Linked DNA regions of Mus musculus: region 1 is linked to region 2. The links are chromatin loops, found by intact Hi-C in ENCODE. Cell type or tissue: left cerebral cortex. All regions are shown on one strand. Each heading gives the region's core, and the rest is flanking DNA. Links, peaks and the distances in the headings are about the cores only. Region 1 holds the start of Gm40750 (a long non-coding RNA gene). Region 2 has its middle 52 kb from the start of Gm34297.

Evidence for each region. Peaks named below come from ENCODE experiments on the same cell type or tissue, not always from the same donor. Only the 100,000 strongest peaks of a DNase experiment are listed, where the experiment ranks them.
Region 1: a loop joins it to region 2, with 11 times the contacts of the local background. A loop is called at or near these places in 2 of 42 quality-filtered maps.

Annotation. Positions count from the first base shown.
Region 1 is chr10:98,798,445-98,814,489 of GRCm38, forward strand. It overlaps Gm40750 (a long non-coding RNA gene), which reads left to right and starts at 8,693. Exons shown (of 3, transcript XR_871989.2): 1 at 8,693-8,789; 2 at 9,393-9,486; 3 at 10,324-11,021. In left cerebral cortex, for the core only: no CTCF peak of the experiment used is centred there; DNase peaks (open chromatin) are centred at 6,764, 8,574 and 9,549; H3K4me3 peaks cover 204 bases; H3K27ac peaks cover 2,177 bases.
Region 2 is chr10:98,477,189-98,493,233 of GRCm38, forward strand. No RefSeq gene overlaps it. Among named protein-coding and RNA genes, the nearest start is that of Gm34297, 52 kb to the right of the region's middle. In left cerebral cortex, for the core only: no CTCF peak of the experiment used is centred there; DNase peaks (open chromatin) are centred at 8,760 and 9,189; H3K4me3 peaks cover 392 bases; H3K27ac peaks cover 2,216 bases.

The DNA.
Region 1 (16,045 bases), core at 4,935-12,934, 320 kb after region 2:
GTATTTCCTTTGGCAGGGCTCTGTTCTAAGACCTTTATATCTTTCACAAATATTATACTGTGATTCAAGAGTGATTTAATATATGACAAATACCATGGCTAAGAAATGGGAGAACTATGATCCAAATCTAAGTGAACCTAATTCCACTGCTAGATCCTTTGCATCAGTGGACACGTGTGGCCTCCTAACAAAAAAGACCATTGTTCCAACGCCTCTGTCATTGCTGTCAAATATATTTATAATATTGGTGCCAATATATCAATACATCAGACCATTTCCCAGAAAGAAAAACAACAACAACAATAACCATTCTAAGTCAGATCATGTGAACTATGGACTTAACATGCTCTTGTGACTACAACAGCTCTTTCCATGACCCAAATGTCACAATTCATGTCATCTGGTTGCTTTCATAAAAATGAGGAAACTAATTCCTCCATTATATAAAGACCAGTACAGTTGCTGTCATTATTTATCCTTGAGTTTCCCATGAGTCTAAGCAACAGAGCAAATAAGACAGACCAATTCTTATAGCAGGAGTTGAGGAAAATGTCAATACCACATTCTAAAATTAATGGTATATAATGATAATAATTAATTGTATAGCAACTATGCTAACTATATGAGGAGACAGCCTCAGCGATGCTTTGCATGACAGCTTTACTGAGAAAGGAGAAGTGTTATCATCTGCCTGTTTCTCTCTGAAAGCCGAGATGCAAAGGGAAGGGATGACTCACAGTTAACAACTAGAAACATTCTATCAAATTGTTTCTTTTCATTAACGACACAGGCACGAGAAGCAAAACCAAAAAAAAAATTGAGTCACCTTTATCAAGGCACAGGATCTGTTGTTACCTAGATGTATCACATGACACCTAATGTTCGCTTTATCTCAATGTTTCTCTGAGCTGTAGAATGTCACCCAGAAACTGGCTGTGTGCTGATTCTCCCTTTTTTAAACTAAAAACACTGTCAGGTATTTAGATATCTAAACAAGGCATTCCTTTATTGTCTATAACATCTCCTTATGTAGGTGATATCCACTCATCTTCAAAAAACTGTTATATCTACATATCTATTGGTACTTGTCAGCTCCTCCCTAAAGTGCAACCCCCAGAAACAGGCCAAGAGCAGACACCTGAACTGACCTATAGTGCTTGCTCCAACTCTCGGGTCATGTAGGGACAGGGACACTACCCTCATGTATGCAAATATCAAGAAAGACAACTTTGCCTATACATCTCTCTGTGGACAAAACCATCCTAACAGTCACAATAGACGGGACATTATGGAATAAGGTGGTCCTTTTTCTCATTAAGACATCATGTAAAACATAGAACGAGATCTAGTCCCTCTCCGGGGGAACCTTAATTAGACATTTCAAATTCACAGTTACCGTTGTGTACTCAAGGATAATCGTGAGTAGCAGTCTTACCTTAGATACCTGAAGGCACAAAGGGAATATAAAGCTGGCATAACTGCTTACCTAGTCCACAAAGTCAAAGGCTTGCAAATCCCTTGCTTTGAAGGCAGGCACCCCTCCTCCTCTCTCCACCTCACTGTCACAGACACCCTTATGGTCCTGCCTTCCATTAGCTGGATGTGGACCTTGCCCACATCTGATGACTAGGAAACTAACCGACAGGATTATAAGATTCCCTTCCACAGGGCAACTTGTACACAAATAAAGTTGTCATTATCTTATAGGAGAAAATATTTCTCAGGAAATATTGGACTAATTTCTTTTTGTCATCAGTGAGCTACAAACAGTGCCTTAGGTTTGTGATATTCAGAAATTACTTTGGATTGGTGTCTGTTATTAACGAAGTTTGTTTTAAAAAAGAGAATGAAGCCTCCATCCCTGCCTTGTGACCCTGTCTTATCTGTTATCGAGACAATGTTACCAGTTAGATCCTCTGCTGTTGGGTGAATTAAGTTTAAGAGTAGATAAAATAAAGGTCGAGTTACAGTATGTAAACTGATCTGGAAGAAAAATGAACAGGTGGTTCATCTACCATGACACAGAGCACAGCTCTTTGTGCTCCTTGTTCTTGGCCCTAGAAACCATATGTAACTCAAAGTCAGCAGGAATGTATGACCTTTGAATTTGTCCCCACCCCCACACCCATGAAACCAGGGGTTGAAAGCAACTAAGTATCAGAACTCCATGAAATTACTTAAACCTCAGATTTTTGAAGTAAATAAAACAATTAGTCTTCAAAACTCTTTTAACTTTATTTTTCACTTCATCAAAGAAGAATAATTTACAATACCTTCTGTTTCACACACACACACACACACACACACACACTAATTTTTTTCTGTTAAAAAAATAGAATTTTTTAATTTAAAAAAAATCTTCATTTTTGCAGGCTTGTTTCCCTGTGAGAATTTCATGCTATTCAAGCTTCTGCATTTCTTTGTAATGTTGGTTAAAGTGTTTCTGTTGAACAGTTATTTATTTAGCAGCATTTGCCACAGCCACAGAGCAGGTGAGCTTAACCCTTTTCAACAAGGAAGCTATTGTTGCAGCCCTTTGCAATCTAGCGAATAACTCATGCTCCTTGACTCCCATTTCGGATCCACTTTCAAAAAAGTGGAAGTCGGACCCTTCAGAAAGACTCGCCATTATCTTTGTACTGAAATAAAAGGCAGCTGCAGAAACGCACCAGCCTCTCCCCTCACCCCTCATCAAGATGAAGACAAAAGACCATAAAGATTGATGTCACCTGCAGCCACTCCATTTTCCTCAGATGGAAAAACACAGAGTAGCTCCAAATGAGATTTGTAACAGAGCAGCACGTCACAAAGAGAACGTGGAAGATCTCTTTGGAAATGGCATTTGCTTAAATCGATGAGGCTTCACTAAAGAAAAGAGCAATTCAGGAAAACCAGAGTTAATGTCGTGCTTTTAAATATGAGAGAGAGCTTCACGTGTAGCCATCTGAGAGCTACTTAGGTTTTCTAGCAGCACGTTGGTCTCTTTACCTAAAGGTTCTGTTAACCTCGGTTTACTGCATAGTTATAAGTTAGAGTTGTTCTGTGTGAAGTTAGGAGAATCAGATATGTTTATAATGAAGAACATGCACTAGATTAGCAGTTTGAGGACAGCCTGGGCTACATAGGGAGCCCCTGTGAAACGAGAAAAGGAGGGAAATAGGGAGGGAAGAGAGTTAGGGGAGGAGCAAAGGATAGGGTAGGATGGGGAGGAGAAGGGGCAGATGGGCAGGAGGGAAGACAGGAAGGAAAAGGGAGGGAAGAGGAGAGAGAGAAAGAAGAAAAGGAAGACTTGAGAGAAGGAAGGATAGAGGTAAGGAGAGGAGAAGAGGGTAAGGCAGGTCAAAAGGGAGGAGAGGATTAAACTAAGAAAGGAGGGTTTTAAATATAGAAGGAAAAGCTACTTTCATCCAAGACCACTTGACCCAAGGTCAAGGGGTTGGAGCTAGCGGTCTCAAATCTCTCACTGCTTTCAAAACATAAACTGTAATATCATTCTTATGAAGTCTTGTGGTGGCGGTGGGGAGTCACCTTCCCTTCTTGCTTCCCAGCTAACTCAACTTTATTACTTTCTATAGTCAGGCCCATAACTCATAACATGTTTTATCATTACTTTTTTTCCCTTATTTTTGTCTTTCTCTCCTCTAGCCAATTTTATTAAGAATATGCTTACTCAGAATTGTCGTCACACAGAGACACCCACAGACCTGGCTAGCCAACTGGTGCGGCTACACCGCACAGCTGCAGGCAGCGTTACCATTGGCTTGGATTTCACATCCCGCAAACGGCAATCAGTGCAGGTCTTTCTTGTCCTGTTTAAGGAGTGCAAAGCTTCCCCCACTGACAAGTGAATAAACTGAGCTCATACTCATATTAGCACATTATTACTCATGGGAATAGACCTCTGGGATCTGAAACTATAGGAATGACCTTAAATGACCTACAGTTTCAGTTATCTGCGATAATCTTTTGAAGTGTTAGCCATATGGAATGTGCACTGTTTGGATTGGACAAACAGTGCTACTGTTTTATCAAATTATCTTGTATTCGTATGACCAATGGCAGAGAGACGGTAAACTTCAGTGTCTACTGGTATACTTCAGTTACATTCACCATCAATTATTCCAGTCTTCATTAATTAGTTATATGAGACACAAACATGTGTTCTTCAAGGAGGTGGCCTCATTACAATTAGGTAAGTATGGCTTCGTAGCGATCTAGTAGGCATATTATATAACTCGCACCGAGGAAAACATGCACCAGCTTAATTCTTCATTATGATTTCAGTAGTCTGTTAAGAGGGGCATCTTACTGGGAGAAGAAGTTGTATTCGGACAAAATAGATCCAGTTTTTGGAAGAAGAAAGAAAGAGAGGGGGAAGGGAGGGAGTTAGGGAGGGAGGGAGGGAGGGAGGGGGAGGGAAGGAAGGAAGGAAGGAAGGAAGGAAGGAAGGAAGGAAGGAGGGAAGGAAGGAAAAAAAGAAGGAAAGAAGGAAATAATTCTAAGAGAAAGTATAGAAGAATATCAGATCCACTGGTTTTTTGGGGTTTTTTGTTTTGTTTTGTTTTGTTTTGTTTTTCATTTGATTTCATGTCCTGGTTATAGATTTAACTAATACAGCCTTAAACACAATAGTATATAATCTTTACTCATCTCAGTGACAGCTTGGAGTCTTTGCCTTTCTTCTCTATATTCAATATACTCTGGACTTAGGTAAATAAGTTTTTAATTTGTCAAAGCCAGTTATTACTTTTTAACCCACCTTCTGTCTTGTATCACGTTTACTATTTCATACTAGAATTATTGCTCTTATATGTTTTTTGGTTTTGGTTTTTTGTTTGTTTGTTTGTTTGTTTTTTGTTTTTGTTCTTTTGTTTTTTCGAGACAGGGTTTCTCTGTATAGCCCTGGCTGTCCTGGAGCTCACTTTGTAGACCAGGCTGGCCTCGAACTCAGAAATCCGCCTGCCTCTGCCTCCCGAGTGCTGGGATTAAAGGCGTGCTCTTATATGTTAACTCAGCTAAAATAATGGGCAGTGGATGTCTTAAAAGTGGAGTTACATGTGAGGAAATAACACTTTTACAGATATTTCTCAAATTATTTGGAACCTTCCCTCGACCACTTGTGTTTAGAATCCTCCCTCTATCAAAACTCACATTGTACCTGCTGCATATTGGGAGCCAGCATCCTCTTGCAACCACAAGAAAGAAGCCTTATCTGGGAGGCTGGCTGGGGAAGGATCTAGCCTCCGTGACTTATGATATGGCTCCCCTAAATTGTTTTCTACATCGACCATGGCATATGCTGAAGGCTAAAGCTGATGGCTGGCTCAAATGAGATGCAGTTCTCAGGTTGCTTAACCAAAACCCTGCTTAGAAACACTTTTTTTCTGGAAGTCAAAAATCCCACTTTGAAATTCTCAGCAACTCTCGAAACCTGGAAGATTTAAAATGTTACTTTTTTTGTTGTTTTCCTGGAAGACCCATTCAAGTGCTTCTTTCTCCTTTCATTTCCTCCAATGAACCAAAAGATAAAATGGCTCACTTGAAATTCATGAGCATTTTTATATACGTTCCTCAGAAAAACTTCATTCTAAGCATTCTCAATGCAGTGTAAGTATTTTTATTTTTAAGATTTAAGAACCAAAGACACATGAGGGGGGTATGTATTGTTATGTCAGATAATTCTTGTAAAAATAATCCCTGGAATCCTCTTATAAAATAGGAACAAGATCTAAATATTTTAGCAGGACTTATGGCTCCAGCGAGTCCTATATTTGCCCTTGCATTTCTCTCCCATGTCTTCCCCCCACCCCCCAGTTCCCTGTATCTCTAGGCTCTGCAATTGTATTTCACACTCCTCTTGGAATTGTCTCTTCCTGGAAGGCTCACCTTTCCTCCTTTGAATGGCTGTTTACCCTTTGACTTATCTTCAGCCTATTAAATATCATTTGCCTCCAGTTTATTCAAAGTGAGAACTCTCCTTGCTTGTCTTTAATTTGACATCTTGTCCCTGACTTTCTTAACACATAATTTACAATTTTCTATTTCCCAGGAGCCTATCATAGGATCTCACACTCCAAGAAAAAATGAATCAAAACTAACTATAATGTTGGACCTTGGTAAGTTCTTGATAAACATTTATTTAGTCAATGAACTCGAAGCCACAAGGAAGTCATAAAAGAAAATTATTTTATTTCTTTATACTGGTGCACCATTACTTCAATTCAAATATTAAATGCTAGAAAGTGGCTTCCTTTACATCCATAAAAATTAAGGTCTTCCAACACAATTTATTTTTAAAAAATTAGGTTGTAATGTTTAAGGGAGTTTTAGTGAGCTTGGGTTTCTCAGACTGACATATGAGGATGCCAAATTGTTCTCTTCAGCCTTTAAGGTGGTAGGCCCACCTTCCATGATGACATTCAAGTCTTAAAAGCAACAACTTGCGCCAAGACCTGTCCCCTAGAGAGACTAGTCATTGCACAGAGATTTGATGGGGCAGCTGCTGGCACTTGCCTGCACACAGTTGCCTGCGTCTACTGAGAAAGGAGAGTAAGACAGAAAACTAGGAGGGCGCCACAGAACATGTCAAGGATTCAGGTCCCATGGAAACACTGGGAAGGCATGATAGTGATTTGAACAGGGGAAAGATGTAAGAAAAGATGGACAGGCCAGAAGTAGCCTGTGCATCCTTCCTGCATTGGTAACACAAAGATGTCATTATAAGATGTGCTTTGAGTTGGGTTTCACAGCCCACTCCAGGGGCTGGGGATGGACTCAGGAAAATGATAGTTCCTGTTAGTAGTTTCTGCCTAAGCTGCATCCTGTACTGCTTTCAGTTCTGTCTTTTATGGAGGACATAAGTTTTGAGTATCTTCCAAAGCAACACAAGTAAAAATAAATCAAGAAAGATTCTGTTTTACACTCCACTTCCCTCCATGTCCTTAGCCAGGAAGAAAGCCAGCATGGGTCTATATCTTTCCAAGTTGTTCCTCTGTGAAGCACCATTGAACTCCCAATGGTTTTCTGTAAGGGATAGCTCCACATGAAATAAACATGGGAACAAAGGAAAGACTCAGAGAATTTTGTGCTACTAGCTGATAAGAAACATGATAGATGATGAAGATAGATAGATAGATGATAGATAGATAGATAGATAGATAGATAGATAGATAGATAGATGGATGATGGATGATAGATAATCATCCACCTATAGAGAGATATAGATATAGGAATGTATCTATACCTATCTATAGATAGGTGATTATGATGATGATGATGACAATGATGATGAAGATAGATAGATAGATAGATAGATAGATAGATAGATAGACAGATGATAGATAGATAGATAGATAGATAGACAGACAGACAGACAGATAGATGATAGATAGATAGATAGATAGATAGATAGATAGAGGACAGACAGGTAGATAGATGATCATCCATGTATAGATAAATGATCATCCATGTATAGATGCTGGAAAATAGATAGATGATAGATACATGATAGATGATAGATAGATTATCATCCATCTATAGATAAATAGTTATAGATATAGGAAGAAATCTATATCTATCTATAGATAGATTATGATAGATAGATAGATAGATAGATAGATAGATAGATAGATAGATAGATGGTAAATAATACATGATAGATAAATTATAGATTATAAATATACATATTTGTATAACATTTAATAATAATTGTGCTACTGATTACATGTATTTGTAAAAAATGGCAGTGCAAATTTAATGACATCAGAAAGCTTATAGAGTTTTCTAAAAGTTTTTTTTGATAATATTTTTTTCTTTTTCTTTTTCTTTTGTTTTTTTTTTTGTTTTTTGTTTGTTTGTTTGTTTTTTGTTGTTTTTTTTTTTTTGAGACAGGGTTTCTCTGTATAGCCCTGGCTGTCCTGGAACTTACTCTGTAGACCAGGCTGGCCTCAAACTCAGAAATTCGCCTGCCTCTGCCTCCCCGGTGCTGGGATTAAAGGCGTGCACCACCACATTCACTAAATCATAAATCTGTTTATTTCCTCTATGGAAAAGATGGTTACCTGGTGTTCTGGCTTTTTTTTTTAATAGTTTAAGTATTAAAAAACTTCTTTGTGACTGAGCATCAGCTTGAATCAGGTTTACTCATTTATCAAAATAATATCACAGTAATTTGACAGCATAAACCCAGCATGCGCAAGCAGAGAAGTACATTGTTCTTTAGGGATCGCAGGCAGCTTTGCAGTGACTAGGCATTTCCTGTCTATTTTTTTTCCCCTAAAATACATTCCTGCGACTTTCATAAGATCTGAATTAAAAGTCAATGCTTCTCAGAACTCCACGAACCAACTGCAGATGCTGATATGCCGATAGCCACTGATCTGAGGGGAACAGAGTTCACATGCCAAAACCCGGTTGCCTTTTGGTATATTTTTACATCTGGACTCCAAGTCAAACATCCTATCCCTAAACCTCAGCCCCTCGCGCTCAATCACTCGGAAGTGGAGGGGCGTGAAATGGAAATAGAGGGAAGCAGAAGTTTGAAGGAGCAGGCCTGGCACCATCTGGGCTATGTAGGAGGACCGGAGTGGGAGAAGGAACATGATGGCATATGCTCCGAAAGTACAGAGTGTAAAGAAGGGGTAGCACCCTTGTTTTGCAGACTGGTTACTACATTTATGTTGCAGAAGGTTCAGGAGACAGAGATCCTCAGATTTCAGTTCAGCTGCAAAGTCACATTCTACAGCATCGGAGAGCGGAGGGATCATCGCAAGTGTATCACAGTCTGATAGGTATACATAACTGGCCACGGGTGGGATCTCTCGCTGCTGGGTATGAGTTTGCAGGGAGGAGCCATGTTTAAAATGCCTCCTGCATCCCACACACACACACAGACACGCACCACGGGGCACACGAGAGTGGCAGAAGCGCTGTACGCGGGGAACATCTGGGTTTAATTACAATCTGTGTTTCTGGGAGAAAGTCAACCTCTCAGCCTAACTCCTCCTTCTCCTCTGCAAAAAAAGGTGGGGGGGGGGGGGCAGGTGGGGAAGGTTATGCCAATCTGACCTTCTCTTAAGGAATCTTGAGAATGAAGTAAACTAATACGTGCACCCATGCAATGTGAACTGTGCACCGCTCCGCCCTGGAAGGTGATGGTGTTGTACCTGGGATTGAAGAGCCACAGGTACTTGACAAACTGGTTTCTCAGTGAGGATTGGTTTGTTATTTCTCTGTACAAGGATACCTTTGGATTTCTTCAATTTCTCAGCTCTATCAGCGTTTTGAACCAGGAACCTCCTCAATGAAAGCTGGGGTGGGGAGGCAGATCTTTCTTGAGCACTGCAGGATGTTCATAGATAAAGGCTCCCCTCTCTTCCCATTGGTTCCAATAGCAGCATCCTTGCTCCATTCCTGCAAATTAGAACCCAAAACGTCTCCTGACATGGTCGACTGTTGCCAATGGAGGCAGGTTCCCAATGAAGGCAGGTGAGCATGTACATAATTGATCAGCAATTGAAAAAAAAAACTGATTTAACATAGATTTAAGTATGAGTAATCTATTTTGGCAAAGCCATGTGAGTTCTGTCTTCTCCATCACTAAGTCATAGCATAGTAGGCACATAGGCTGCAGTGAGCACTCCACTAATCTGCTTACATGTATTACAAAGGGGTACAGTTAATGCATGGTTTCCGAATGAAGAAATTGATGCTCACAGGGTTGAAGGAACTTGCCCAGGTTCAAAGTGAAGTTCTGCATCCTGCTCTATAGCATTCCAGAGATGCACTTTACCGCTTCTCCTATGCATAAGAGCAGATTTGGCCAAATAGCTTGTGTCTGATGAGCATGCTTCATCCCTGTCAATGGGAACATAATTTGAGACACCAAGAGGATAAAGCATAACGCTATCAAGGATTGGAGATGCTTGGTATTTACATGAGCCGTAAACCTAAGTAAGGCATTAGAAAACCAGTCATGTGGGAATACATGCACGGTGTTCATTTAATGCTACAGAAGCTGGGTTTTGTGGATTATATTTTCTTAGTAAATGTTTATACGTTGTTGTTTCAATGTTAATAGAAAAGATGAAGCTGTGCAGAAAGCACAAATATGTTAAGATTAGGTTGATGGAGTATGTGATTGACGTATATGACTGCTTAAAGACTTTCTATCGATAAGCTCAGGACAAACACTATTGTTCACTAGATACCTGTGTGCTGGTTACTTTTTGCCAGGTACCTAACTAACACAAAGGTAATGCCAAGTTACTCAATGTTGAATCTAGGCTCTTCCAAATACTCAGACTGCTTTTATTGTCCTTTCAGGACTCAAACAATGGAGACGAGGAAAAGCTGACTAATATGTGTTAAGTCACAGAATTCAGGGCAAAGGAAAACTTTAATTACCGAGTAATGTATAACTCAGATCACCACCGGTGTCAATCATTAATGGCCATTGCAAGAGGAACCAGGGTAGCAAAGGGATTTAGTGTCGTAACTGATCCATCACTAGGGGGATGGCTCCTTCTCCACTGACAATGAACAAGATTGTTGAGTGCTAATTTACTACAAGAAAGTCTGATTTCACAGCCCTGGGACTTCTTTTCTCCTCCCCAAGGCCAATCGGAACCCTTAAGTTTTACAATGCATTGTATCGTCAGACAATAGTCTTGAATCATAACAATCCGGGGAATAGCTCTTTCTACTAATGCTAAGATCACACAGTGGTTCCCATAGGGGTCAGAAGACCAGCCTTTTCTCTGCGCTGAGATTTGTTGTGACAACTACATAAAGATCATGACTAGAGTGCTGCCGTCACCTTCCTTAGTGAGCAGCAAAGGATCCCGGTCCACCACACCACCATGTTTACGCTCTGATGAGACCCTGGATGGGAACACAGAGGACGCTCTGCAAGAGAGTGTGCATCTGAATCAGCCCACACCTCTAACGGGCAAGGGTCTGAATTCTGAAGCAAACAACGAGTAACTTGGGCTGCCTTCTGTTGCAAAGGACAGGAGCCTATCTCAATTTTGTTTAAGGCAAAATTAACAAGTTAGTGTTGTCTTTATCTGGAGAAAAAAAAAAAAAAACCTTTAGGCATGAGCAGAAACAAAGTACATTAAGATTCTGACGCCATCCCAAAGCAACAGATTTAAGTTACAATCAATTCGCTCCTTTATTGGATTGTTAAAGGTAGTAACACAAATCCAAGCTTACATCCTAACAAATAGGCAAGGCAGGTGTTATCTTCATCTTGTAAAAGCTGTTAAATGATGTGTTCTTAGCTAGTGAGCTACAAAAGTGATAACTGACGGACCCAGATGTTCGGAATCTCAAACGCGGTGCTGTTCCCCAATGTAACATATTTTGAGAAAAATAAAAAGCGTGGCATAACTTCTTTATCTCCAGCATCCTCAGCTAACAGTTGTGGATAGGGGAAAAGTTGGATTATTGGGGCATGCCTGTAAGGGCAGTGCTTCTCAACCTGTGAGTTTCAACCCCTTTGGCAAATGTCTATCTCCAAAGTTATTTTCATTATGACCAATAATAGTAGCAACATTACAGTTATGAAGTAGCAACAAAAATAATTTTATGGTTGGGGGTCACCACACCATGAGGAACCGTATTGAAGGATCAGAGCATTAGAAAGGTTCAGAAGCACTGGTTTAGTGGATATACTAAGACCTTGTCACTTGCTGTTTCTTGCTTTGCTGTCCAACTGCATATGAAGTAACACTCTTCCACCACGTGCTCTCACCCTGATACCCCCGATATCATCACAGGTCCTGCACAGCAGAGTAATCACAGGCTGAACCATCGGTACACACACAATGAAGCACCTTTTTCCTTTTAAGTTGATTTTTCTCCGACATCTTATGACTCAGAGACAGAAAGCTAAACCAGAAGCTTCCTCCCTTTGTCTTTCTGTCCTTAAGTTTAACCAAGAGGAATTCATAGGACTGCCTCATGAAAGTAAAACCTAAAGTCTATGCCAAGGAGATGCTGATGTTGGCTTTGAATATCATCACAGCAAACGAAAGATGGAGAGTAGTTTGTGTCACTATTTACTCCCAGGATGCAGGCTGTTATGTTATGGGCAGAAGTGACAGAAAGGACATTGAGATTCATTCCTAACTGGCCCTGTTGCAAAACTACAGTGTCTCAAGGGCAGGTATTGGCTTTGGTTTATCATCATATCCCCGACAGTAAGCATAATTTGGGTTCAATTAATGGAGAACATGTTTTAATGAGCCATAAAATCTGAGGAATGAGTAAAGGAAAAAATGGAACTCTGGAGACATTATGAAGGCCATGACTATAGACATTATTCTTTTTTTGCGAGCATAATGAAAATTAATCATTTCTTAAGCTCCCATTGGTAATAAATGAAGATTACTAATTGATGAAGGACACATATAAGTTACCCTATTGTTATGGGGCTGTCTAAAGTTTCAACACAGTTACAATGGAAAGATACCAAACCTGCCGCCTAGGAGACTCTCTGAGCTCTGTCTCCCCTTGCACATCAGGGACATGTTGTCATCTAATATCGACTGTTCAGTTGTGGAGCTACTCATGATGAAATTATAGTCCCAATCCTCAATATGGAAACAATTTGGACTCCTCTCTGAGGCCGCATCCGGTAGCCACTTTTGTTCCTTCCCCTCAGAACTCAGAGTCAAAATGCATGCTGCCCAGGTCTTTACCCCTCATTCAATTTTTACGCTGTGACTCAGTTTTCAGTACTGTTCTGCTACACATGGTCCTGTGAGTTCCCGATGCCGTACACAGATTTAAAATTCCAAAGTATTGTGTTTATTCTGTATACTCTCTGACCTTCTTGTGACCTCCAGCATTATATACTAAGGGCTCCTTCAAACTTTCCCCTCCCAACACCTCATCCCTTTGACTTCCTGCCCACCCCCCATTTACGCAGTCATGCTTGCATCATTTTCCCTCTGCTATTGTCTCATTTAAAGCAATCATTCCCCCAAGTTGCCATTGTCCACCATCTTTTCCACGTCCACACCCCTGTAGAGAATCTTATCTCTATCCACACCTTCAGTAATGACCAGTAGTCTAACAGTCTCCCAAACATGTCTTCATTCTTGAGCTTTAGACCAATAAATCTACAAGTGATTCAGTTACCTCACGGGCATCTCGGCTTCAACCCACTGACTTGTTAGCTCACACCTCCCTCTGGGAACACCAGTATTACTTGCTCCATTGCCCAACTTGGAAGAAATTCTGTCAAACTCAATCTTCTTGGCTTTTTGCTTTGTTTTGGTTTTTGGCCCATTTCCCCGGGTTCTCTAAACTTTCTGTTTACTCCAATATATATATTATTTTGTGCTATTAAATGCAGTCTCACTGCCTTCATTTGCCATCACCACAACTAGGTTCATCTCTAAAACATATGCACAGGCTGTTCTACCAAACAAATATGATCAGGTCGTATTTCTGCCTGATACTTTCAAGATGCAGTTCTCACTCCAGAACAGGTTTCTTGCAGAAGATTCTGGACTATGTAACCCCAATACCATTCTCCTTCATTCGCAGACACCTCGGTTACTTTTCTTATTCATAACTGTAGTACAAAACCGGTCTTCAAAGGGAATTAAAGGAAGAAGTTCTGAGAACATGGTCCTCAGATTTAATGAAACACTGTATGGCTCTAGTTAGCCTTCAGCAAATAATACTTCCTACACAAAGAAAAACTCGTTTTTCTCTGAAGCTTAGCAAGTTATCTAAAAAAATCAATCCTCAATAAGCATGGTGGTTCAGGTTTATAATCCCAGCACATGGGGAGAGACTGAGACAGGAGGATTGCAGCAAGTTCTGGATTACATAACGAGTTCCAAGTTAGCCTAGACTGGAGTAAGACTCTGTCAAAAGTAAACAGTCCTAAATTTTACCCTTCCTTTTAGGAAATATGCTCTCCAGGGAGAACTTTTAATGAGACATTTAAGAATTCCCACTCCCCAAAATATATGAGAAATTCCTGAATTTATAAATGGGCTGTGTTCCAAAACTTCTTTTATAACTTGGTTCTGTGAAACTTGGAATGCATTTTCTCATAGAAACAATGCTTTATATTTTTATTTAATTTAAATCTAAACTATTTTTAAAATGATTTAAAGCAATATATAATAAAATGCATATGTCATAAGCTTTTAAATAGTGAAGGAGAGGTCTACAACAATACATGTGGCCTATGGAAAGTAATTATATCATAAATCCTATAGAACTACACTCACCCAAAACTGAGAAACGTTAACTCAGAGAATCCTGTTGCAAGAGAATACAAAGTGAAGAAGGTAATGAGAGGGCCTTCCTTCCTTCCTTCCTTCTTTCATTTTCTTCCTCCTCTTCCTCCTCTTCCTCTCTTCCTCCTCTTCTGTTTCCTATAAACTCCTTTTTTTGTCTTCTCATTTGTCTAATGAAAGGCTGCAAGATGACTTACATGATATTTGTTTCATTATAAACTCTAAGTAAAGTAATTGGGTTGCTACTACTGTCTAACCTATTGCCCTTTATAGTATATTCAATAAACCCATTTTTTCTTAAAAAAAAAAAAAGAAAGAAAGAAAGAAAGAAAGAAAGAAAGAAAGAAAGAAAGAAAAAATTAGTAAGTATGTATTAACTACTAGGATCACACACCTATACTATCCTACAGATAAATTGATATAGTTAATTTGAGGAATAAGAACCTATCTTTCAGGCTAGGTGGTAGTAGCCCACACCCTTAATCCCAGCAATAGGGAATAGGGAGGCAGAGACAGGTCCCTGAGTTTGAGGCCAAACTGGTCTACATAGTGAGCTGCAGGACAGTCAAAGCTACACAGAGAAACTATTATTAAAAACAAAAAACAAACAAAAAACTCCCCCCAAAACCAAAAAACAAACAGAGAGCCTATTCTCTGATGATAGGTAACACATGAGGAAGAGTTGACATCTTTTGACCACTTAGAACATAAGTACACCTCATAAAATTGCAAAGCTTCTGCAAAGCAAAAGACACCGTCAATAAGACAAAAAGACCACCAACAGATTGGGAAAGGATCTTTACCTATCCCAAATCGGATAGGGGACTAATATCCAATATATATAAAGAACTCAAGAAGGTGGACTCCAAAAAATCAAATAACCCCATTAAAAAATGGGGCTCAGAGCTAAACAAAGAATTCTCACCTGAGGAATACCGAATGGCAGAGAAGCACCTGAAAAAATGTTCAACATCCTTAATCATCAGGGAAATGCAAATCAAAACAACCCTGAGATTCCACTTCACTACAGTCAGAATAGCTAAGATCAAAAACTCAGGTGACAGCAGATGCTGGCGAGGATGTGGAGAAAGGGGAACACTCCTCCATTGTTGGTGGGATTGCAAGCTTGTACAACCACTCTGGAAATCAGTCTGGCAGTTCCTCAGAAAATTGGGCATAGTACTACCGGAGGATCCCGCAATACCTCTCCTGGGCATATATCCAGAAGATGTCCCAACCGGTAAGAAGGACACATGCTCCACTATGTTCATAGCAGCCTTGTTTATAATAGCCAGAAGCTGGAAAGAACCCAGATGCCCCTCAACAGAGGAATGGATACAGAAAATGTGGTACATTTACACAATGGAATACTACTCAGCTATTAAAAAATGAATTTATGAAATTCCTAGGCAAATGGATGGACCTGGAGGGTATCATCCTGAGTGAGGTAACCCAATCACAAAGGAACTCGCACAATATGTACTCACTGATAAGTGGATATTAGCCCAGAAACTTAGGATACCCAAGATATAAGATACAACTTGCCAAACGCATGAAATTCAAGAACGAAGACCAAAATGTGGACACTTTACCCTTTCTTAGAAATGGGAACAAAACACCCATGGAAGGAGTTACAGAGACAAAATTTGGAGCTGTGACGAAAGGATGGACCATCTAGTGATTGCCATATGCAGGGATCCATCCCATAATCAGCTTCCAAGTGCTGACACCATTGCATACACTAGCAAGATTTTGCTGAAAGGACCCAGATATAGCTCTCT
Region 2 (16,045 bases), core at 4,597-12,596:
TCCCTAACAATTCCTGCAACTGAAGCCTGACAGGGCACCATGTAATCCCCCAAACAATTACTGAGGGTTTAAGACTGTGATATCCTCCTCCTCAAATAGGCTTGTCATCTCTTGAGCACAGATTGCCTTTAACCTCACTTTAAAAAAAAATAAGCACCACAATTCAGACTTGGTGGCTCACCCAGGGGAATCCTACTACACTCTCCAGAATAAGGACAATAGTGTTACTCAATTCCTCTGCAACTTCTTAACATGTTTGAGGCATTTTTCCCCTCTGATTCCTTTGTTCTGCCCTCTGCTGAAGGCCTGTACTCCTTGTCTAGATGGAAATCAATACAAACTTAGCCTGAAGCCCAAAGACTCTTAGAGTAAAGATATTGGAATGGAAATGATTCTAGTCCAATCCCTTGCATTATGGATGACAGGAATATAACAAAGGCTAAGTGGTTTACCCAAAGTTACACGAGTGGTTTTATTTTATAACTGGGTACAGGCTGCCACATCACTTGACCTTCATCCTCATGTTCTCTCCAGTTAGCCCAGGAGATAAGGGATGTATAATGACAGCTTACGAAGATGCAAAGTTACGGGTTAGTTTGAGGAAAGGTATTGACATGGAACCTGCTGGTGAGGGGAGAATGTCACGGAGTTGAAGAATAAGATTGGATACAAGAACAAGCAGAAAACACACAAAAGCCAACACAAATTTCACTCTGCCAAAGAATGGTTTGGTTTGAGCCTGGTAGTAAGTTATGTACTGAGTGCATGTAATGTCTCATACTCTTTGTGCTGCATACTCTACATTCCCAATCTTGACAAAAAGGTTCCAGTTGTGCAAACTTAAATAAATCCCACAACCCTGGAAGTGCCAAAGAGTTATAGAAAGAATTAGAGCCATTGGAATTTCAAGAGGGTTAAGTGAGCTGCTGTCTATGCAATGTACCACTCCAAACTTAGAATGACTTTCAAGGATGGATAACTTGTCTAGCAAGCATGGGTCCCTTCAAACCAATGAGGCATGGATATCATTCTACAAAAGTTGTGCTTTGGTCCCTAAATGAGGGTGATGTATGATTGGATAGAGCATGCAACACAGTGCTGGGAAGTCTCCACTCAATATATAGATGTCCTCTAAAGAAACAATTTTCAGGGAGTCAAGATAGCTAAGTGGGTAAAACTGCTTGCCTCCAAGCCTGACAAACTGAATCCAACTGAATCCCTAGGTTGGTCAGTCTCTAGATGGTCATTTCTTCAGTCTCTACTTCACACTTTGTTTCTGTAACTCCGTCCATGGGTGTTTTGTTCCCCCTTCTGAGATGGATAGAAGTATCCATACTATGGTCTTCCTTCTTCTTGAGTTTCATTTGGTTTGTGAATTTTATCTTGGGGATTCCAAGATTCTGGGCTTCTGGGCTAATATCCATTTATCAGTGAGCACATAGCTCTCTCCTGGAAGTCTCTCCCAGTGCCTCACAAATACAGAGGTGGACTGAGCAAAGGATCCCCAAAGAAGGAGCTAGAGAAAGGGCCCAGGGAGCTGAAGGGGTTTGCAGCCCCATAGGAGGAACAACAATATGAATTAATTGTACCCCCAATTAATACCCCCAGAGCTCCCAGGGACTAAAGCACCATCCAAAGAGCACACATGGTGGGACTCATTGCTCCAGCTGCATATGCAGCAGAGGATGGCCTAGTCAGATGTCAATGGGAGGAGAAGTCCTTTGTCCTATGAAGGCTGTATGACCCATTGTGAGGGAATGCCAAGGCCAGAAAGCAGGAGTAGGTGGATTGGTGAGCAGGGGGAGGGGAAAAGAGAATGGGGAGGGTGTTCTTCAGACGGGAAACCAGGAAAGGGGATAACATTTGAAATGTAAATAAAGAAAATATCCAATAAAATTTTATTTTAAAAAATACTAAGCCTAAAGCTATAATATGTATGCAGAAGACCTAAAGTCTTTGAAGAAATAATAAAAGTGCCTTTGGTATGACTATAGATCATGAAATTAACATGGCCAGTATAAGGCAGAAATTTATTCCCAATCAACTAATAGCTTACATGAGATAGCCTGCTTGGGATTCTTTTCTTTCATTGCAATGATAGATGTAGCCTACAGCAATTCAAGTCTACAGGAAGAACAGGTGAGGTGAATCCTGGATCAGACACTGTAATGCATTTACTTTATCAAATTTTATTGAGCTTTTAGTTTTTAATATCTCTCCTGAGGGGACAGGAACACACACACACACACAGTGAGAGAGAGAAGGGGAGGAGAGAGAATTGATTAAGCATATAGTACTAAGGAAAAGAACTAACCAAATGGAGAGCATGCCACCCCTACTTTAGTAAACAGAAAATACAAACTCATTGTAAGTAATTTGTTTACATTCTATTCTGCTTTTCAGAAAGAAGAAAACATGCTTCAAAATTATGTTCACATGGTTACAGGGGATGCAATCGCTCTTGTCTTAGATAATTACGATTTTAAGGTTTATGGTGATTTTATTTTATTGTATTTTTAATTTTGTGTGTGGGGGGTGGTTGTATGCAAACATTAAAAATATGAGTGATTGGTTAGTTAAATAACCTAATAGAAACCAGGAAAGCATTATTATTTCATTGGACTAATTAGGAGTTACCTTTTGAAGTTAAATCACATTAATGCTGCACAAGTCACATACTTTGAATTTCCTGCCACATCACAGATGACTGGATTCTGAAGGTGCTCCATCCACCCTACACTGGTATGTTCTGGAGGACACTGCTGGCTTACATTCTAAATAACTGACTGATAGAAACATCCTAAGCCAGCATTGCAAGGCTTCTTTGCTTGTCAGTTAACTGCCTCAGGCAACAGGCAGCAGCCAGCTCTTGAGCAGCCAAGGCAGACATGTCGTTTCCAGCTGGTGCTATGCATAGCATCTGCGCATCCATAACATTCCTTCAGAGTGATCTTCTCTAGGTCTTCCATCCCTTGAAGGCTACTAGAGTTCCCATTGTTAGCAAATCAGCATCTGAGGAGACCGAACACAGCCTTCTGGAAATGCAGACGCCTAGCAGAATCAATCTACCCTGAGAGAACTACTTCTTCAAGTGAAGGGATACAAAAGCCAACATCTGAAGATATAGCCTAAGGGAGACATAATTCCTATGTCTTTATTTATTGAGCCTCTCTTCTTCACTCTGCCCAAGTGAAATAAACATTTTTTAAAATAAAATATTCACTGTCTTCTATATTTTAAGGTTCCATCATCTGGAAGAAGTTTCCAGAAAAAAAAATCCAAAATTCCCGTAAAGCTATTCAAAGCAGAACATGCATTATAAAAATGGGCCCATTGAATATATTTACCTTGGGATAAAAGCCTGGCTTAAATTTGTTGGGATTACATGAATAATTACTCAAGCTTAGTTGAACAGAGAACCTTGTGCAAAGTACACTCAAAACAGAGCTATAGCCACTGCTTTTTGTTTTTTGCCTCTTTCAAACTAATATACCCCAAACAAACAAGGATGCCTTCCATCTGTCCCAAACCTAAGAATTCTATCAACTTCCCCTGCATTGTCAGATCACCATCCCCCGTTAATTTAATCTGAACGTCACTGGGATTACAGGCCCATGCCACGACATAGGTCACTGAATCCTTTGAATATTCCCCATTCTGTGTCACTTCCGTATTGTGATTTATGTCTCTCTTGTATGTCTCCAGGATACAGTCCTATCCTCTCTCCACCCCCAGCATCACTTTGGCTCAAATCTTTATCATCTATTAAAATGTATCTTTCATACTGCTCTAAAGGCAGATGGGCAATAAAAGACAAAGGCAGACCTACCATCCCCAGCTTGAGAGCTTCACAGTAGAATACACTGTTTTGTTTTGTTTTTTTTTGTTGTTGTTGTTTTTTTTTTTTTTTATTCTCCAGCCCTAACTACCTACCCAATCTCACATACTGGCTGCAATATTATATCAACTGCATTTTGCCAGGAAACACTGCCAATCTGTACTTTTAGGTCATTCCACACTTTCTCCTGCCCCTCTGCTTTTTGTCCTGAAATATGAAAAGCACTCATAGAAAAGAAAACTTACTAACTTTAACAGGGTACTCAGTGATTCAACAACTGCCAGGAAAGCAATAAAACGAATGCATATGAATATAAGAATGGCTATAGTAAGAAGCCATCACTTATTGAGCTGAGTACCACTTAACGACTCCCCTCTCCACAGGCTGAGATCTAGGTAGTATCAAAACAAGACTAGACACAGCTCAATGATGACACAGAAGTCAGACGTTACTGTTATGCTGGCCTGGGGGAAATGACTGGAGAGTCACTATCTGGTATTTGTTCATGGGGAGGTATCTCACTAGGAGCAGCTGGCTATAATGCTAAGGGATTCCTGGGGACAGCTGTGGATTCTAGCTGCTGCCTGTTGTGACTTGCCACAAGAATCAAATCAAGAAACCCCATGAGAGTATGTGAGTGCAACAAGCATCCCAGCACTGAGAGGCAATTATTCCTCCCATAGTGTGTCTCAAGCATCTGCTATGATCAAGTGGGGGGCGGGGTAGTAGGGAGGACATTCTTAATAGTTCTGTCTCCATTGTAGGCAATAGATGGTGAGCACAATTTGGACTCAAGAGACAATAAGTCAACAGCGGGCAGCTGCCTACCTCCCTTTCATCATAGCCTTACTTACCATCTCACCTTGATCCCAAGAAAAATTAAATAATTCTTCAAAATGTTGCTCCTATCATGATTACAGACAGTTTTATGTGTAGCTTATCTCTACAGCTCCTGCTAGTCCTTTCTTCATGTGACATAGTCAACAACTATATCCATGAGGTGGGCTTCTCGATGTTAGAGCTCATAAAATAAGCATAAAATTAGAGCAAACAATCAACTAATGGAAGATTTCAGAACACATGAAAAATAGAGAAACTAGACATCGCTGGGGAACATTAATGCTTTGGAGTGCTAGCTAATAGAGTTTTCAATTTGGGGTGTGTGTGTATGTGTGTGTGTGTGTGTGTGTGTGTGTGTGTGTGTGTGTGTATGTGTGTGTGTGTGTGTGTGTGTGTGTGTGTGTGTGTGTCTGTGTGTGTGTCTGTGTGTGTGTGTATGTGCGCGCGCACATACACATAACACATAACATTATGGTGCATTTGGAGGTCATACATCAAGTTATGTGAGCCTGCTCTCTCCTTCCACTGCCTAGGATTGAAGAAATCACACTTGGGTCATCAGCCTTGATGGCAAGTACCCTTACTCAGTGATGATCTTTTATCTTGAGTAAAGTGGATCCAGTTTTCACAGTTCTGTCCTTTAGCAGCCAAAGGCCATACTGATTAAAATACTTATAACATGCGACATAATGGACTGAATGGAAAAGCGAAAACCACCACTCCATTGTTAGGAGTGGCTTCCATTTCAACATTTCTCACACCCTTTCATGATACTTCCTTTAAATGTGACTCGCACACTGCATTGTATTTCGATTTTAATTTTTCCCACAATTGCTCTTCTCTCTCATAAGGTTCCTATTAAAATTCTTTTCATCCTCATAGTATCAAAAAATGGGATCGTGGCATAGGAAAACGTGAAGATCATGTCCTTACATATCCAGTGCTCCCATCTTCAGAGTGCTCATCACTTTCTGTTCTGTTCGTAACTTCTCCACCTTTTCATCTGTCTTCATTAAGACTCTCTAGAGCTGGAATAATAGACACACATTAACTCTAGCTTAATTAAAGCAGATAAAGTGGGTCTCATATGGCATTGAAAACAGAACTTGCCCCCATCCCCGCCTTCCACTCGCCAGCATGTTCATATCAACTTGTTTCACCATCTACCTGCAGCTGCCTGGAATTTTTTAAATTGCCACTGCAAATCCCAGGAAGGGAGAGCTTGACTCCACTTACTTGGATCAGGAGGCCAGGTCAATTCTAATCAACTATGATCCAGGGCTGGAGCAGATATTTCTTGCTTCCTTCCTCCTCCCTGTCTCTAAATACCATCCCTGACATAGTAGGGTGGTTACATCTAACTAAAGGAAGAAGGCTGTGTTATAAGTCAGAAACTTACTGTTTACTATAGTTGACTATTTAAATTCCATATAGACCCAGGCCCAGTGGAAGAAACACCGCATAACCATCTTTCTTGATTGTAAGAACCAAATTTAGTTACTTTCTTCGTTTTTATATCTTCACCACAACTCAATTGATTCTCAGTACATTTTTGCCTAAATAATTGTTTTTACATCCACATGACTCATCTTTGTATCTCCCCAAATCCGAAAACAATAGCATTAAACAGTATGAGTTGTTTGGCATAAATGACATACTAAAAGATTCCTTGGGTCTCTAAACACCTATGATGCACTTGCTTGCTTACCACAAGAGCAATTATTTATTAAACTTTCACAGTTATTCTGAAACTTTGGTGGATAGCACGTACACCAAAATGGCCAAAACTGACTGCTTTTGAAAACCTAAATCTCCATTGTAGATTTTTGAAAAGCAACCAAGCCCATGGGGTGTCATTAAATTATGATTAATAGTGACAAGAAATGCAGTGTAACTATAATAAAGAGGTCTACTTTAGACTATATTGTCCTTACCAAACAGGGATGGTGAGTCCCTGTAATGGTAATACTTAAGAAAGCTGAGCCAATGCAATGTAAATTGAAGCCTACATAATTAATCCCAGGCCCGTATGAACTACAAAGCAAGATCTTGAAAGAAAATCAGAGAAATCCTAAGGAATGGCCAGAAAGTCCGTCAGTGGTTCTCAGCCTCCTGATCCTGTGACCCTTTCATACAGTTCCCCATGCTGTGATGTTCCCCAACTATAAAAATATCTTCATTGCTAATTGATCACTGTAATTTTGCTACTGTTATAAATTGTAATGTAAATATCTGATATGCAGGATATCTCATATGTGACCTCTGTAGGGTTATTTGACTTCCCTTAGGGGTCACAACCCACAGGTGGAGAACTGCTGGCCTAAGTTAAAAACACAAATTGAATGCAGATAGTTGGAGGGCAGAATTTTATGGGAGTGAGAAACGTGTATGAAGACTGCATGGGTATGAAGTTGGTGCTTCCAAGAGCAACATAAGGTTACTATACTTTTAAAAAGTTAGCAATCAGTCCAGTCGGAGAACGTGTTTCATAAGAGGTATGCAGAAACCAATTTACAGAGACAGTGCTGGATGTGTTTGATCCTGCATCCTTCAAGTGCTTCCCTGGGTGCTGCAGAGAGGCCAGCATCATGGATACAGCTCAATTTTCAAAATACACTGTCTTAGTTAGTCACTGTGACCAAGCCAACTTATAGAAGACAGAATTTATTGGTGCTTACAGTTTCAGAGGGTGAGTCCATGATGGGGTGGGGAACGTGGCACCAGACAGCTCAGGCCTGGCAATGAAGCAGCAGAGGAGAACTTTCATCTGATCCATAAACATGAATCAGAGAAAGAGCCAGAGAACTACCTAGGAATACCATGGGCTTTGTAACCTCAAAGAACACCCCAGTGACACACCTCCTTCAACAACGCCACACCTTCCAATCCTTTCCAAGCAGTTCTCCCCATTAGGAACCAAGCTTTCAAATAAATGTCCCAATGGAGGATAATCTCATTCAAACTATCACATGTTCTCTGACTGAATGGAGGCAGTGTCAAACTAAAAGCAAATTTTGAGACCAGTTCAGCAGGGAAGCACCCACACTGTCCTTGCCGCTATCTGCAAACCTTCACTTCTGAATTTCTCTCCTGCTCACCTTCAGAAGGCCTTTTCCTCTCAATTGCTTCCTGTCCGGCCTTCTTGTGACTGAACCATGGACCCCTCTTCCCGACCTTACACTTTCTGTCTCCCATCCTCTCATGTCTTCTTAAAAGATAACACCTGTATTTCTGTCTTTGGCTTTGGAATTTCAGTCATAATCTATATGACCAAATTGTTGTTGTTGCTTCACATAGTTTTAGAAATTATGACAGAGACCAACTGTGATTAGCCATTGGTATCAGCTTAAGGACTTTGCAAAGCACAGAGTCCCTAGGTTTGCTTGTCATTGTTTCCAATCAGTAGGCCTGTGGTGTGGCTGAGACATTTGTGTCCTTAAATAAATAACCCGGAATAATACCAAAGACCATCCATGTTTCAGCACCCTTGCCTGTCACACAATAATCAAGTTCATATCACACCACTTTAGTTCAAATGATTTCTAACACCTTTAGCTTCCAGAGATCACTTGCAAGACATGCTGCCATGCCTATTTGGAAGTCATCAACCAACAATTTTTCAATGATTCTTTTCTTTCAAGACAGGTCAACTTCTTTTCTGTGGTGCCTTAATATTTGCCGTTTATAGACCAAAGACACCTGTTCTCTGTGAAAGAGAACTGTTTTTTCAAATTTAAAATTGCAACACGGGATTTTTCTAAATCCTGCAGCCCCGTTTTTATTAGCAGATTGATACCAGTTGTGCACAGTCCTGGCAATAACAAGAAGCAATGTGCTCCTGCTTCCTATTAAGAAAAACAACGTTTCCTGATTTCTTATTACTCACTTGCTTATAAGGTTAAGGTATCAGGTAATGTGAGAGAACTGAAGGGCATAAGCTTATGTGATCTGCTAGAACCAAAGGAAACAAGAGCAAATTCAAAAACTCTGCGCTCCCAAATTTCTAGTCTTCTGTTTCTCGCCTAGAGTCATACTACCTCCCACACCGCACATGTTGTAAACTTTATGCGGCCCATCTGTTAAGGAGTTTGTTTTCCAAATTTGCAGGGGCTTGGCTCTTCTGGACTGAGTACCAGAACTAAATGTGACACAGATTTTTTTTTTCCCTGCTTAATAATTTTCAATCGCAAGGGCACTGATGTCGGAAAAGGTCAGGGGAAAGGAGGCAAGCACCGCAGGAGCGCACTGACTGTTAAACGGCAGGACATAGGCAAGCACATACTTAGCATCCGCCATGATGACAGGCATAGCTGTGCTCAGGGGATGTTGCATTTTTCAGGTTGGTTGTGGGATAAATGTGGGCACAGCTCGGCATTTAAAATGAGGCAGACTCAGACCACGATGTTTCCTCACAGTTAATGCAGAGACCATAGATAATAATTATGTTGCTGAGCCCACAGAGAATTTTTACGACTGATCCTCTATTAAACTGGCAAAACAAGAGGATAATGTCTCCAGCACTAACAAGTTGGCAGGGAAGTCGCTGGCAGCTCCTCCCACTGATGTTCCATCTGTGTGAGCCTTCAGCAGGATCCAGGATATTGTTTCCCTACACAGGTTGTTCCTGCAGTATAATCAAGAGAGACTGAGTGTAGATAGCTTTATTGTTTTTGAAAAAAAAAAATCACTGCCACTTCAGGGTAAGCAGCTCCTGGGCTGGGCACCCTCAGTTAAGTCTTGCTAGGAAGAAGCAGCCATGCGGTGACGTCAGCAGGAAAAGAACCATTTCGAAGCACCGGCTTGTCCAAACGACGTGAAGTCGCAGGAGAAGAAGAACTGCTTCAGAGCAGGATTCATTTTAGAAAATCCTTTTGAGTCCCTTAATCGAAACTTAAAAAATTGCTTTTGTTTAAAAATACCATTTTTGCTGGTGGCTAATAACAGAGCGCGTTTGCCCAACCTTGACTCTCCTCCGGTGTCCTGGTTACTGGCTCAGATTTTCCTCTTAAAAAATAACAGTTAAATGTTGAGGGAGAAAGATCTGTGAAGGCAAAGGGGGTATATAAACCAGCTGAGTCAAATCCTGAGTCAAACTCCTGTGTCAAACTCCTGTCATGACGTCTGTCATTGTACACTTGGCATGCGATGCAGAAATGGCCTCTGGACAAGCCAGGCAGCTGCCTCCATAGATTTCCTAAATACTCTTCTGATATTTAAGACATATTTTAATAATGAATTTACTGCATATTGTGTCTTATCCATTGTGTGTCCAGAATAGGGTCTCACTGGACATACTTTCTTGCTCTGATAATGGAAATGGATTCTAAGTCATCACTTAGATGAGGGAGAATGTTAAGCTAGTCAACCCTGCACAAACACATGGTACCACATACAACTCACTTTGGCAGAGGATTATATGTAAATCGCAGGTAAAATAGGCAACATCATGGTGCTTGTTTGCGCCAGCCTGGTTGTCCATATTTAATAGATTTGAATCTCACCCCAGGAAAGAAATACTATTATTATACCCTGTTTTTCAGATGAGGGGATCGAGGCTTAAAAGTAGTTAAACTTGCCTAAGACCTACCCCCTAGTAAGCGGATATCTTTATAAAGCTCAAGTTCTCCAGCCCTACTCTGGGTGGGACAACTAAAGGAGGCCTTGCAATTCTGCTGAGCCATTTTTAAACCATCTCTAAGACCTTACCAAAAAAATCAGCATAAATCAGACAAAGGCGGTTTTCGTCATCTAGTGCATGGGTCCTCCTCCATAGCATTCGCTTTAAATTCATTTCCATTGGTTAAAGGGGTTCACAAAATGATCTCCTTCTCTCTTGTCTTTATGTATTCATCCCCACACTCCTACCATACATTGGTTCAAGCCCCTCTCCAGCGCCAAATGAGATAGAAACAAAGAAAAATATCAAAGCTGTGAGAGACGCCAACAAGCATCTACAAGGTTAGTCCTTCCCTGGAAATTTCCATCATTGTCTGATTCACTCAGCAACTCTTGCTCATCTAAGCACAGGACCAGCAGAGCTTTTCCCTACCTGCGGCACCCTTGTTGTTTCCTACTGTCCTTTTTTCGGGGTTACAGCTCACTATATTGGGTGGGTTGGTGAGCAGGGGGAGGGGAATAGGGAGGGGATTTTCGGAGGGGAAACCAGGAAAGGGGATAACATTTGAAATGTAAATAAATTATCTAATAGAAGAAGAAGAAGAAGAAGAAGAAGAAGAAGAAGAAGAAGAAGAAGAAGAAGAAGAAGAAGGAGGAGGAGGAGGAGGAGGAGGAGGAGGAGGAGGAGGAGGAGGAGGAGGAGGAGGAGGAGGAGGAGGAGAAGGAGAAGGAGAAGGAGAAGGAGAAGGAGAAGAAGAAGAGGAGGAGGAGGAGGAGGAGGAGGAGGAGGAGGAGGAAGACCCTATTTAATTACATCAAGACCTCATTCCCATGCAACTCACCCGAGGACCAAAAGGGGTCTTTTAATTATTGAATATTCTTAGGTGCATTGGAGGGACTCCCATTCAATGTGTATTCTGAACGAATTAATGATTTCACGAGGCCTTCATTTTACAAAGGAAAGAATTTGCACTGGAGGTAGAGATGATGGCTTGCTTCCTGCTACCAATTCATTAGTCAGTGGTAGAGCTGAGGGTCAGCTCCCATAGTTTCCACCATGAATGCTGAGGTCTCCAGAGCTGTCATCAACCCCGACTGTTTAAATACCTGGAGACAAGTGCACAGCATCCATACCCTTGCCCTCTCTATTATGCCTGCACTCTGCCATGCTTCCGTAGCTCTGGATACAAAGGTACACCTTTCTCTTACCTAGATCAGGTGCCTACATCAGGAATACCTGGACATTACAAATGCAGACTGATTTTACTGTCTTTTCAGCATGCCTTGGTTGCTTGGCTGTTTGCACGCTGGAAAACCAGAAACTGATCATCTTATCTGTTCATGCAGGAAAATAGAGGGAGTGATACCACTCCTCTTATCAGTATTTATAGCCTCAATATTTTTTATTGATGCCTTCTTCTCTCATATCCAAATATAACCCCCTCATTTAGAATGGAGAAAAGGGAGAAAAAATATGTCAGGCTACAAGTTCCTTGTAATACTGCCATGTGGTCCCCAGTTTCTAGCATCCAAAGTGATGGCTGAATCCCCAAGTGCCACAACAATACTCAAAGCCACCAGTAAATGAAGGAAATAAGAAAAGAAATGTCCCATGTTTTGTAAGAGGACTTTCCCAGAGGTTCTATATCAGATTGTTAAAACTGTTCAGGGGGCCACACTGAGATGGAAAGGAATAGGAATAATGTAACTTTTGACCAACCAAAAATCCAGAATTCAGAATTCATTCATGGGAACCTTCAGTTCCTTTTTTATTTTATTTGTGTGTGTGTGTGTGTGTGTGTGTGTGTGTGTGTGTGTGTGTGACTGAGAGAGAGAGAGAGAGAGAGAGAGAGAGAGAGCTGCTGGTTATGTGATTGAATCCAGTGTGTGTCTTGAACAGGATAAGCACTCTAACACTGATCTTGTAGTGCCAGGGAAGTGTTAGTGATCCCTCCAAAAAAACAGACAGGAGCCTATCTGATGCAACCACAGTAGGGCTTTTTATATTAGAGCTAGCTCTGCCCCACCCCTCAACATACTGATATCAAACAGGATGGTTTTGATGGTGGGCAGCCCTGAATATATATTAGGGCAAGGCTTTATAAAAAGCTACAAGTGTGGAAGGGGTTGTTTAATCATCTAATTGGAGAGCTACCAGGATAATTGGCTGGTGCTTGGAATCATATCATAAACTTAATTTCTGTTTCCCTCTGCATTGGTGGTCATTAGGCAGGGGCCAGGCTGGTAACCTGGGGATGCAGAGCTGTTGGGGTAATAACCTGGGTACATTGTTCTTGTTGTGGTATAACCTGGACAGATGCAGGTCTTGTTGGGGGTTAGTCTAGAGATTGGAGCTAAGCTCATGTTTTGTTGGGGGGGTAACTTGAAAACTAATGAGAAGTAACAGCCTGTTAGTTTACCTGAGTTCAAACTTAGGTCAGTTTCTCTAGAATAGAATAGAATTTAAAAGATTTGGCCTCTCAATCTATAGCCTTAGCTAACTTTGACTTATTTTCTCCTATGTAATTCACATGTCTATAACGTAAGAGTCTTATAACAATCTCCCTGCCTTTTTTCTTTTACAAATCTTGTTTTCCTTTGAACATAGTGCTAATGAACTGAGCCAATAGTCCCCTTTAGATCATTTTTTTTTAATTTTTGTTCATTTTCCCAATTTCCTATTCCTCTTTGTTTTGGTGTCCTAAAGGCTATGCCTTTTTGAAAATCATCACATCACTGTTTCTACACACACACACACAAACACACACACACACACAGCACACACATACATGCATACTCACATACACATAGTCACATACACACACAAATGCACACACACACACAGCACACACATACACACATACATACATATACATACTCACACACACAACACACACATATATACACACATACTCATATATATACACATACTCACACACACATGTACACACACAAAGCACACACATAAACACATACACACACACACAAAGCACACACATAAACACATACACACACACACAAAGCACACACATAAACACATACACACACACACACACTCACACTTTCCAACTCTCCATCCTTTCTGCCCAGTGTCCTTTTCAATTCCAAGTTCTACAAATTCATTTTAGACTACAAACTAGAAATTTAGATTTATTCTACCAATTAAAGCCTTAACATCTAAAACAAAAAGAAAAAAAGACCATTATTATAAGAAATTATATTCAAAATACAATGCAGAATTTTTTAATAGGAAAACATTCTCTGATTTTCCCATATCAGGCAAAGCCATTTGTTCTATATCATACCACAAAGCCTAGAACAACTACAAGAATTACTTACTTAATGGGATAATTTGGGTAATGTCTGTTAAAAAAAAAGAAAAAGATTTGTAGTTCCTATAAAGTACTAGGTCATAAGGACAAGAAAAGTATCTTTCTTTGGGAAGCAATTTATCTCCTGTACTAGCTAGCAGTCGTGAGAAATAAAATAGGACAATCAAAGACACATAAAGGTACCATCTGCCATTATGATATGCTCAAAAGTAAAACTATGTTGGTTCTTTATGTATTACCTGGTTTTTTTCAAACCCACCGTCAGTGGATGAATACCAAGTGAGATTATCAGCCTCTATATTCATAAGATGGTGTCCTAAGCATACTTCCAAAGAGATGTGCAAATAACATAATATACAAAACAATCCTGTCCATGGGGTGCTGTAAAACAGATTTGAAGAGTCAAACTCTGTTCCAGACATCACAGAATCACTACAGAATCAGGACAACGGTGCACATCCAGATGATCCCATGGGTTATAAATCTAGACATGGACATTCTGCTATTCCTACCTTAACAACGAGAATGATTTCTTCAAGAGATGACTACATCTTCTACTTACTGTCCTTAATGTGCATTTTTTGAGAATATATTTGGATTTTAGTTCCAGCTTGAACAAGCTTGTGACCTTGAACAAACTTGTGACCTTGAGCAGGTTTTAGTCCTTGAACAAGTATTTTTACTTCACCTTCTGTTTCCTTATATGAAAAACCTGAAGGGGGAATACTGATACCTACCTTGGGGCTATTGAGAGGATTGATATGGTAAATGTGGAAGGCGTTCTGAGGATGATTAATCTCTTTTCTAATTAACATATGTTTGATATTTCAAGTTATACCCCAGCCCTACTGGCCAGGGAATCCATTTTTAATATGTCTAGTCTCGAGTGTTTTGTGTTGATTGAGTAGCTGGAGTCTCACAGGCTCTGGTTATCTGTAGCCTGCTTGTCATATCCTACATAAAGTCACAGTAATGATTACTGTAACAATAATAGTAGTTCATTTCCTGATTTCTGTTCCAGTTTACTAGAGGAAAACCTCCAACTACCAAGAGATCACCTTCAAACGGCTCCCTCTCCACTGTAATGCTCTTCTGACAGAAACAGCATTCCTACTGCACTGAAGGCTTTCCTCCTCCTTCCTCCCTCCTCCCTCCTCCCTCCTCTCTCCTCCCTCATCCCTCATCCCTCATCCCTCATCCCTCATCCCTCATCCCTCCATCCCCACCCCCTGCTTTCCTTATATTGGTGAACTGGCTTGCTCTTTTTCTCCCAAAAATCCATCTAGTCCTTATAGGGTCCTTGGCTCTACTATCCCAATCTCAGTTTAGATTCCAATAGAACATCATGCTCACTTTTGAAAATCAGTTTAATCTTGTTGGGTTATGAGGGCTGACATTCCTACTGCCTCCTCAAATGATTCTTCTTTGTATGGACAATGTTCTTGGAGATGAAACAATTTTAGACTACTCACATTCTCTCTCTCTCTCTCTCTCTCTCTCTCTCTCTCTCTCTCTCTCTCTCTCTCTCTCTCTCCTTCCTTCCTCCCTCCCTCACTAATTTTCTAACAATCATTCCCAATCACTGCAAATTTTACATTGGTTATTGCTAGCTTCTATCTTCTCTCTCAATGTTCACAGCCGCCAACTGAAATGAGTCATTAACCTTCTTGCCTGGATTACCGAAAAATTCTAATTTATCTTTTCATCGCTTCTGTTTTCCCTTCTATACAGCAGTTTTCTCATCTACAAAGTTGGGACATGTGACTGACGGTTGCTGCTCTGAGAGACAGAGTCTGGGAAAAGCAAGTTGAACTGACCAAAATTTTTCCTATAAATTTACATGACTGTTTCAATCTATTTTTGGTTAAACCAGTCAACTAGGTCATTTTTTTTCTGGTTCACACTAAAAGCAAGTTGATAGAAGTCAAACAGTACTCCTTTGAAAACCAAAGGTAAGTGTCCTAGTTTTCAATTGTAGAGGTTAGGGAGATGTCCCCTACTGGAGGATCTGCCATAGGGCTACTTTCATCTGAACTAGAACAAAGGTAATTCTGACCTGGAGTCATCCGTGGGTGGTTGTAAGTAGCCTTTGTGGCATAAAAGCTAAGTGGATGGATATTCCTGCATTCACGTCGAAGCTAGACCTTTTATAAGAACAGGGTGGTGTCCAGCTTCTGTCCTCAACACTTAGCATATACGACTTGACACCACGTTGATAACAAATCACGTTTTGATTCAATAGTTGAAAGAATGGACTCTTTTCAATGTGCCATTTCAAAGAACTTATCAATGAAGCTTCTTTCAATATCTGGCCTATCCTCTATCCCTGCCAGGTTTTTATTTTGTCAGACAAGACATTCAAATAGTTATATGACCGATGTACTTTAATTATAAGTACACACAGATATAACACTGGAAA